Regions from separate parts of the Homo sapiens genome. Here region 2 is linked to region 1. A link is a contact called in ENCODE Hi-C data. All regions are on one chromosome and are shown on one strand. Each heading gives the region's core, a stretch centred on a gene start or an enhancer-like site at or near the end of the contact. The rest is flanking DNA. Distances are from core to core; before and after follow the strand shown.

Region 1 (5,135 bases), core at 1-2,500:
GGCGGCGGGCGAGGACTCCCCCATGCTCGCCAGGAGCGCGGGCCAGGAGGGCTCCTGCTGCCGCCGCTGCTGCTGCTGCTGCTGCCGCTGCCTCTGCTGCTGCTGCTGCTGCTGCTGCTGCCGCTGCTGCTGCTGGTGCTCCTTGTCCCGGGCCCGGGTCAGCTTGGCCTCGGCGCAGAACCACAAGTGATCAGAGAGCAGGACTGTGAAAAACAAGAGAGATGCCAGAGACAGTCGCCATTTCTGAGCCCTCTCGGAATCGATGAACGGTTTCTCGTTCTCTCGGGGTGCTGCCAACCAGATTTTTAAGCCGTCGTCATACTGCCGACACATCCAAGCACCCCTGGTCATATTTTGGGAACGCACAGCCCTGGCCGACTCCACCGTGAGGGCGCCTGTGCCGGTGTCACCACAATATGCATTGACTTAAAGGGTTTAATTTCCTTATCCCCTCCTCCCGTTTCTTCTCTCTCCTCTCTCTCTTTCTCTCTCTTCCCCTCTCCCTCTCTCCTCTCTCTCTCTCTCCCTCTCCCTCTCTTTTATCTCTCTCTGTCTCTTTTGCCTACATAAATATTACCAGGCTTTGAAGGAAGGTCTGACTTGCTTCCTAATCATCAGCCGACCCCATCCTCTGTAGAGTGGGAAACAATAATGGAGAGAGAGAGAGAGAGAGAGACGGAGGAGGCTGGTGCTGGTGGCCGGCGGCGAGGCTGGGTGCAGGGGGCGATGGTGGAGGTGACAGGGTGGCTGGCGCGGCTCCGGTCACCCAGGCATTGTCAGCGCGCGGGTCCCCATGGCCCCGCGGAGCCCAGCCCGCTCTCCCCTGCCAGGGGCATGCCGCGCCTCCGCTGCCCACTGACGGCGCCCGGAGCGCCTCCCCTCCTCCTCCTCCTCCTCCTCTTCTTCTCCTCCTCTTCCTCCTCCTTCCTTTCCTTCTCCTTCTTCTTCTCCTCCGCCTCCCGCTCCTGCTCCGCGCTGGCTCTCCCAGAGTCCGGAGCCTGGGCTGCCTCCGGCGGGGCGCTCCCTCCCCCCCACCCCCCACCCCGCGCTCTAAGTGCTGCCGCCGCCGCCGCCGCCGCCGCCGCTGCCGCAGGGCCGCCCGCGGGCGCCGCCGCCGGGGCTCCGACTGCTGACGCCGCCTCCCGCGGAGCTCCGGGCCGAATCGCCTGGGCTGGGCCTCCCGAGAGCCACAGTCATCTTCAGTCCGCGGGCTAAGTTGCCGCCATCTTCGTCCTGGAGAAACACTTTTTTGGGGGGAGCGCTGGCTTTTGCGTCATCTCCTCCCGCGCCGAGCTCGCTCCATCCTGGCGCAGTGGCGCCGGCTCGGCCCGGGAGGAGGGAGAAGGCGCGCGGGGGCGGGCGGCGGCGGGGCCGCGGGGCCCGGGGGCCCCCGCCCGGCTCCCCGGGCTCAGGCGCCTGCTCTTTCCTTTCTGTCCCCCTGTCCACGATATTTTGTTTTAATCACTGAAGAGAAAAATAAAAGTCAGACTGCGGACGGCATGGCCGGTGAGGCTCCTCGCGGCCGCGCCGCCCGCACGCTCTGGCTCCGGGAAGCGTCCGAGTTGCAGGCGCCCGGGCAGAGGTCTCTACTGGTGCGAGGGTCTGGGCAGAGTCCTCTCAACTAAGGACCGAGCCACTTCGGATGGAAGGTGGGGGTCCGCGGAGGAAGCTCGAATTGGCTAGAGGAGGGATGAGGTGACATTTGGTCTCTGAATGCGTCTCGGATCCCGGACCGCGAGATCCATCGCTCCCAGTGCGTGCAGTTATTCCGTCCTGCTGTGTGACACGGGAGAATGGCGCGCACGCCTGTGCACCTGCATCGACCGTGTAGCTGCCTGGGTGACAGCCACCCATTTGTCTATGTTTTCTTTCCTATTCTAAAGTAAACGATTAGAAGTGGCCTCATAGAGTCTTAGGAAGAAACAGTAAGCCCTGTGCCACCCGGGGTCACTGCCTAGCCCTGCCCTCCGCGCGCACCGTCCGCGTCTCCGAGGGCTCCTCCTCGGACCTGGACCCTCTGGAGCGGCTTCGACCCTCCCTCTGCCCCCGCTGCCTGCGTCCAGACCCCCTCCCGGGTGGGCTCCTCCGAGGACCTCCGCAGCCGCGGGCGAGCTGGGTGCCTGCGAGTCGCCGCCGCAGTCTGAGCCTCTGGTGCCCCTTAGCGTTGGCTCTCGGAGTTCTGAGAAGGGAAAGGAGACAGACACTCTGGGAAAATCTGGGGTCACCTCGATTCCGGCTCCTACGCTGGATGCCGTGGGCAAGCATCGGTCTCCTTTGATCTGAAGATCCTGCCCACTCCGCCCCTTGCCCCTGCCAGACCCGCGGGAGCAGCAGGTGGCGTGGGTGCCAGACGCTGCCGGTGCGCACCGAGTGCAGCGCTGCCCCGGCTCGCCCCGGGGGTCGCGTGGGACAGCGGTTTGCGGTGTCGCCCTCTCTGCGGTGCTTTCCAAGGACCCTCATGCCCCGCCCGGGTGCACATTCACCACATGGGTCTTACTAGGTGACCTCTTTCTAAGTAAAATGCATTGAGAAACCAAAGGGATGGGGCATCCGTATCCATTTTCCTTTAAGGAGCGCTGTGGGTGTTGGGGATGCGGGAGAAGTAGGTGTTTTTTAAAGAGAAAATTGCAAAACCTCTTGGGCAGGATTCGACCTACTAGCCTCTTCTGCTGCATAATAAGGTACTGTATACACTAAATTTTACCCCTAAAAATTTTCAGTTCTTACCAACTATAGGTAATGATCATCCAAAAGCCGCGTCCTGTTTGATGGCTGGTTTACTCAAGTGTCATGTAGTGTTTTAAAAGACGATTTGTGTAAGTAGATCATTCTAGTACTTTCGATTTCAGTGTGTTGAATTTCTGAGTAATGTCAGTTTTTCCTCATAATACAGACAAAATTATTATTTATTAACCAGATTGTTTATTAATCAGGACTGTACTGTACATGCCACAATATTTCTTAACTAAATACGAGTGCATACATTCTCGCTGACATAACTATTATTATACAAGTACAGTTTGTGCATTGTAAAAAAGGTGTAAAAATCAGAAGAGCAATTTAAAAAGTCATGGTGATATCAACACCCAGATATAATCAGTATTTTCATTTTACAGCATCTTCCTAACATTTTTATTTTGTATTACTAATTTCCTGTTTTGTGATATTCACTAGTCCAGCATTTTCGAAGGATTGAAGTATGATAGAATACACATCCACACTTATTAGATAATAATATATTTCCCTTCAATAATGCATTAATTTTAATCAGACACAAACATTTTAATGGTGGCTGAGATTATTAGCATCCAATGTCTTACTCTGCATGTGTGATTAAATCAGAAAGAGAACGAAAACTAGGGGAAATAAAATAAACAATATAAATTTAAAGGTTCATAATTATCAAACAAGGAACCGAAGCAAAAGAAGACTCTGTGACTTATCTTATTACTATTCAGATCTAGTAAAAATCATGTCTCAGAAGGTAGTTCAGTGATACTTAGTAAAAGTCTTATATACTGCATTAAAATAATAGTGTTTAATCTATTTTTACTTTATGTAACAGACTATAGTTAATTATTTTTAAGTAAGCTGGGCCTTGCCTTCCTCTAATGTTTCTCATGAATTAGGATATTTTTATAAAAGACAATTTTAAGGACGCAAGCCCACTGAAAGTAAACTGTTGAGAACCAATTTGACTTTTGTTTGTTGTGTGTTGGTTCTAGAATGAACTGTTGGAAGACAGATAAAAGACCAAGTCTGGCCTCTTGAAGCTTAGTCAAGGGGCAGATAATACTAACTAGGCCAACAATTACAATACAAGGTAATCTGTGAAGATTAGCATGTTTTGAGACTTCAGAGTAGAGCAGTAAACTCCAGTTGGATTTTAAGAGGGACTAGGGATAGATAGGAATTGGGGACATTTAACGGGAGCAGAAAGAAGTCTTCTAGGGAGGAGAAAAGGACAATTCAGAAGGACAGCAAATTTCAAGGACTTGGGACCTTGAAGGAGCCCAGGGCACTGGTAGGACTACTGACAGATAAGTGGGCTGTGTTGTGTGTGACCTGTATATTGGGAGGGGGTAAGGGAAGAGGCTGGAGAGAAAGGCTGGGGCTCTGTTATGAATGATACTGTATAATACTCAAAGGAAATTGGCTTTTCTCCTGAAAGAGATGGATTCATTAAGGAAATTTAGATTGTGACTTCAATGTTCGTTTTCATGAACATCACTGTTCACTAAAATCAAAACGAGAAATATGTTTGGAGAAGGCGTTAACTAGATTAGTAAATGTTGATTCTTATTAGCTTATCAGCTAAAATATTGCATAGTGGCAAGGAAGAGCAAATAGCTTGGCTGGAATGTAGGTTTCATTTATATCAGGAAAATCAGGCTGTGGAGTCTAGAAACTCCTACGTAGGTTTTACCTAGGAGTGTGACTAATGGAATAGAGAAGTTTAATAGCACCAGCACATTTCAGAAGGCTGCTGAATAGTAGACAGTTGCAAATACATTATATTGAGGGATCTGCTAACAGGATGTACTCTGAACAAGAAAACATTGCAGAAACAATCTACATGTATATCATAGCTCCAGGATTACTGTTCAGGGGGTCATTTATGTTTATAACCTTCAAAAATTCAAAGCTCTTACGTTATTTGATCATGCTTATTTTCATGGGAATCAGTGCTTTTATTCCTATTTAAATGGCTAAAGTTGTTATGCATTGGGAGATGGGTTTCTTATTCTGCCTTTACGTTATAAAAACAACAAAATGATATATTTGTTGTCTTCTCAAGTATTTATCCTTATCCCTTAAAATTAACATCTGCCAAATAATTTTACCAAAGAAAAACAGGCAAATCCAGAATATCTTCTTATCTAGTGAAGGCCATTGCTTAAATATGTCCACTCCATAAATCAAGTAAATAACAACCCCAAGATATTTTCTTTTTTCACACTGAATGCATCCTGAAAACACGAAATTAGGTACACCCTTTGTTGTTCTCATATACTGTTTATGTGACACATATAAGTGAAAATGGATTATGCTCTTATATACACATTAATCTCAAAAAAGACTTTTGTGCTTTTAGAATTCACAGGCAATGTGCAAATTCTTGATGAGCATGTCTA
Region 2 (5,263 bases), core at 1-2,500, 350 kb after region 1:
GCTGAGGTGAGCGGATCACTTGAGGTCAGGAGTTTGACACCAGCCTGGCCAACATGGTGAACCCCCGTCTCTACTAAAAAATACAAAAATTAGGCCGGGCCTGGTGGCTCACGCCTGTAATCCCAGCACTTTGGGAGGCCGAGGTGGGTGGATCACCAGAGGTGGGGAGTTTGAGAGCAGCCTGGCCAACATGGTGAAATCCCGTCTCTACTGAAGAAAAATACAAAATTAGCTGGGCGTGGTGGCGCATGCCTGTAATCCCAGCTACTCCGGAGGCTGAGGCAGGAGAATCGCTTGAACCCGGGAGGCGGGAGGTTGCGGTGAGCCGAGATCTTGCCATTGCACTCCAGCCTGGGAAACAAGAGCGAAACTCCGTCTCAAAACAGCAACAAAACAAAAACAAAAAGTAGCGGGGCGTGGTGGCGGGCACCTGTAATCCCAGCTAGGTCAGAGGCTGAGGCGAGAGAATCGCTTGAACCAGGGAGGCGGAGGTTGCAGTGAGCCGAGATCACGCCATTGCACTCCAGCCTGGGCGACAAGAGCGAGGCTCCATCTCAAAAGGAAAAAAAAAAAAACCCACAGATTTATGAAATATCCTCTGTATATATAAAATAGGGGACATAGAATAAGGAAAGCCCAAGGGAGGGGAGGCACACATCTGTAAACAAGTGTGTACACTTCAGTGCACAGGGGGGTTGACAGCGAAGCTAATGAAGCCCAAGTTTTAAGGGCCCATTTTTGCGAACACTTCCAAGGCCTTGAGAGGGGCCCTAACGAGGTGTTCCCATGGTCGTGTACCTCGGTAAAATTTGCAAAAATAAGACAATTTTACATTATTTTTCTTTAAAAGGGCTCTCCAAATGGCACAAGGTTCAGGCCTCACAAAACCTGCATTCGCCCTTGACAGTCCACTCTCGTAGAGGTAAAAGGAGAAAAATAGTTATGGAAGCGCTTTAAATCGTGGACCTCATTGCGACACCCTTAACAACCCTATCAGGCAGAACAAATTGCTCCGCAAACCTGCGGCTTGCAGAGCGATGGTGGACTCCCGAGCTCATCGGGTCCGGCACCTCTTCACCACGGAGGCCTCGGGTACGGAACTGGAGGGAGTCCTGGTGCTCGGAGGAGGGTGGAAGGCCAAGATCCCTAGGTCCTGGAGCAGGGAGCCGGGCCCACGCCGCCGAGGTATCTTTTCCGTCCGGGCCACCGTCGCGGGGGCTCACTGGCAGCGGCTTCTGCGCATGCTCGGAAGAGCGGGCAGGGTTCCCACTCCGGGAGCGGAGACGGAGAACAGGTTATGTGGGAGCCGGCGGGGGCATTTGCCGGCGACACCCGAGCGGGGGCCGGAAGTGGGGCCACAGCTCGCAGCAGGAGCTCCGGGCTAGACCGTGGCGCCGGCAGCGGCCCCTGGGCTGGAGGAGGATGATGAGGAGCGACGGAAGCGACGCGGGGGTACGCTGCTGCGCGGCGCCCGGTTTCGTGCCCGCGGCCGACTGCGCAGCCTGTCCGCGAGTCTGAGTAAGTGCGGCTCGGGGACCCCGAGCCCGCGGGGCCCGAGCGCCGGTCCGCTCCTTCTAGGAGGGTCGCGGGGAGCCGCCGGCTCCTCCAGGCGGGCGCGAAACCCTCCCGGGAGGCTGTGGGGGGAGCCCCGGGGCTAGTGCGGCTTCCCCTGGGGGTCGTGCGGGGGCCGAGCGCCGGGGGTTGTGGAGGACCAGCCCGGGGTGCAGCCCTGCCGGCCGCCCCGACTCCGCTCACCACTCACCAGGGGAAGCAAACTGAAGCCAAATACCTGTTTTGGAAACTAAGGTGCGCGCATTGCCAGAGGCTCGCCGGGTGTCGTTTTGTAATTGGAACCTAAAACGTATCTTAGTGTTCTATGTCAATTGTATTTCCAGTAATGTGTACAAACCTAAGATCCCTAAAATCCAACCCTCCGCTCCCCCACCCTCCCACACAGACATGAAAAGTAAAATAGAATAATTCCAGCTACTAGGTTGGAGAGAGGGAGAGCCCCGATCTAATCACGACAGTAACAGGTTTAGACCTGTGAATATCATGACAGGAAGTTCTGGGGTTATTCAGGAAACATCAAAAAAGCACCCCATACAATCGAAGTCAATTTTGCTGTAGATTTTAGTCAACATTTAAGTAAAATGAATTACTAGTATTACTACCCAAGGTATCGAAACCAAAAAAAAGTCCGTCCCCATTTAACAACTCTTATTTATGTTTACTATGTGATAGTAACTGGATAGAAAGAGATGAGTATATTGGCTTTGTGTGTTGATATTGGATTTTTCACTGATCTCTTTTGACGGGAGGGGGTTCGTGGATCAATACTTATTTGTATGCATGCTTAGGGAAATCACTCGTCTTTGACTAAAATATCAAATTTTATTTTACTGTGTAAGATTTCTTGATTGCCGATTTAGTGTTAATGTCATGATATCCTACCTAAGACATCAGCTGCTCAATTAAATAATCGTTAATAGAGGCCCACTATGCATCAGGCACTGCTGCGTACAGAAAATGTAGAGTTGAATAGGACGAGGTCTCTGTCATCGAGGAACTCACAGCCTGTGTAAGCAGGTTAATTACGCTGTAATAGTAACTTCTGCCACGTAAGTTTGCACAAACTACAGAATGTGGAATGGGTGGCAGGAGGGAATAGGGGTCCAAGGAAAGCTTTCTAGAGGATCTACTACCTGAGTTTGGTTTTAACAGAGAAAGAGTGCATTGCTCTGATTACTTCCTGTGTTCAGATACGGTACCTCTAGGGAATCATATCCATTATTTGATCTAGGACTAATAGGGCTTCTAGTTGTCCTTACTTTCACATACTCTGCTATAGTACATAATTAAGTAATTTAAATTTTGTCTCATAGAAGTAGCTGCACTTAACACACTATTACATTTTATCTCAACAGTAGTTCAATTTAATCTTTCATCCTCCTTTTACATACGAGGAAATATATATTTAGAGAGGCTAAGTGAGTTGGCAAAAGCTACCTATCTCTTAACAGACCATGACTCAAAACACTGTCTCCTTTCCATTGCACCACACTGCCTCCCACTGACAGTTAACTTGGAATGATTAAAGCAAGCCAGGTACCTACAGGTAGCCCTTGGCACACTGCCCTCTTCTTGGGCACATCAAAGACCTCTTGGCATGTGGATAAGAGGGTTTACTAACCAAATTGCCCTGGGCTAACAATATAACTTAGTGATAGGTGCAGGAAACTGTTGGATCTAACATTTTCCCATGATCTCTTCTCATAACTTATCTCAGGGGAATCTATTTCTGTTTCTCTGTTTAATGTATTACCCAGATTCTGAAATCTTTCTAATCCTTGTTTAGTTGCCCCAGGAAAGTCTTAAGACCTTTAAATAGCCTTTTTTCGTGTGGACTTAAAAGATGCTCTAGTTCTTCTAAGTAAGATATTTTTCCTCAAATGACAGATTTTGTAATACATTATTATATTTTATGTTTCTGTTTCACATGGTGTGAACTCCTACAACAGTATATTCTGCTGAAATCCCTTGCAAAGATGTAGTATTTCCAGTACAGGGACTACATGCATTTATGAGCTAGCCTGAGAATCTAGATACTTCTAGTAAGGCTTCTAGTTGTACTTACTTTCACATACTCAATGTTATATAACACTGGTTTTATACAAAACAAATATTCTAAGTTTCATCCATCTAGTTTATAGGTAAAGTTTTAGAACATTGCCCATTTATAAATTGGAAACTTTGTGAATTTCATTATCAGTCTAACATCACTACAGTTTTAGGCTAGTGGATTTGTTTTAAACATTTCAGATATTTATAATCTCAGAACAAATTGTGGTTGGCTTCCATAGTAACAATAATCTCTCATTTTACTTCTGCCAGAGTTGACTCTATTTGCCAAGATTTTCAAGCATGAAAAAGCTACTAAGTAGCTGCCTGGTATAATTTTTGAGCTATCTGCTCATACAGATTTAAATCCTAGTTAAAGATGCTGTCTGAACCATCCAGTTATTATCCAGCATCTCCATAGGCAGTTACTGTTCATTTGTCCCATAGGACTATTAATACACACTTTTTCATTATTGATGGCATGTGGGTAACCATTAGGGAAATAGATAATTCATTCTGTGGTGTCTCCAACACCTTGATAGCAGCTATTTGTGTTTCCATTTCAGCTGTGCAGCTGGCATGGTTTCTTAACTTCCCAATGCTTAACAGAAGAGGAGAGAGATTGATATAAGAATACTGAATCTGAGTTCCACATTACTTCACATGTGATTGGAAGCTGTGATTCACCCAGAGTAATTAATGAGCCCATGGGGTGTGGGGTCCTCATTCTCTGCTGGGATGTGGATGTCGGCATTGACACACGAACTCCCTTTCCACTTTTTACAGTCTTCACTTGAACCTGCACATTTTTTTTAAATGTATGAACAGTTTTTATTTTTAAACAAGCTGTTCCCAAAATTATCAATCTAGGATGGACTTAAAGATCTTTAAAGAAATAATAGTGCCTTTATGACTTAGGACTTTTTAATTGTATTTGAAATTGTTTAGCCTTTTGCCAAATTGTTTTTCGGAAATTCATTGTAATTCACTATGGGTAATGCACTTTTTTGTATTTTTAAAAGACCATTTGCTGGTGGCAGAATCCGTAACTCGATATACAATATGCAAAACAATGTACACTTTTTTTTTTTTTTGAGACATAGTCTCACTGTGTCACCCAGGTTGGAGTGCAGTGGCACGATCTCAGCTCCCTGCAACCTCGACTCCTGGGTTCAAGTGATTCTCATGCCTCAGTCTCCCTAGTAGCTGGGATTACAGGCACGCGCCACCATGCCCGGCTAATTTTTTGTAATTTTTAGTAGAGACGGTGTTTTACCATGTTGCCCGGACTAGTCTCAAACTCCTGAGCTCAGGCAATCCACCTGTCTTGGCTTCCTAAAGCGCTAGGATTACACGCATGAGCCACCATGCCTGGCCCAATGTACACTTTTTAATTAAAAATAATTAGAATAACTAGAATTTAATTTGTAGGGCAGTTCTGACCTTCATTAAAATACAATTTTTATTGTAAAATGTTATCTATGATACAATAGATTTGTCTAATTTATTCTCCTACTAACCTTACGGCAATAATTACAATGTATTTACTCCTATACTTTTGAGTTTCAGTTCTTGATATATATAAGTTTTTATTTATTTTTAGTTTTTGGAGAAAATATTACTGGGTAAAAACCTTAAATAT

What was found. Hi-C counts contacts between places; a loop is a spot of excess contacts on that map. Pooled maps may share reads with other maps.
Region 2: a loop to region 1 is called in a map of PC-3, with 2.7 times the contacts of the local background. The contact joins the promoter of ABHD13 here to the promoter of NALF1 in region 1. A Hi-C loop is called at or near these places in 1 of 168 maps with a recorded cell type or tissue (PC-3) and 4 of 50 pooled maps.

What each region holds. Positions count from the first base shown.
Region 1 is chr13:107,866,246-107,871,380 of GRCh38, forward strand. It overlaps NALF1 (NALCN channel auxiliary factor 1), which reads right to left and starts at 1,251. Exons shown (of 3, transcript NM_001080396.3): 1 at 1-1,251. The coding sequence starts at 351. LOC124903206 (heparan sulfate glucosamine 3-O-sulfotransferase 4-like) reads left to right here and starts at 428. Exons shown (of 1, transcript XM_047430833.1): 1 at 428-5,135. The coding sequence starts at 652. The coding sequence ends at 1,215. RefSeq lists an enhancer at 1,719-2,287.
Region 2 is chr13:108,217,142-108,222,404 of GRCh38, forward strand. ABHD13 (abhydrolase domain containing 13) reads left to right here and starts at 1,251. Exons shown (of 2, transcript NM_032859.3): 1 at 1,251-1,518. It also overlaps a transcript of LIG4 not described here. RefSeq lists an enhancer at 924-1,253 and a silencer at 1,534-1,773.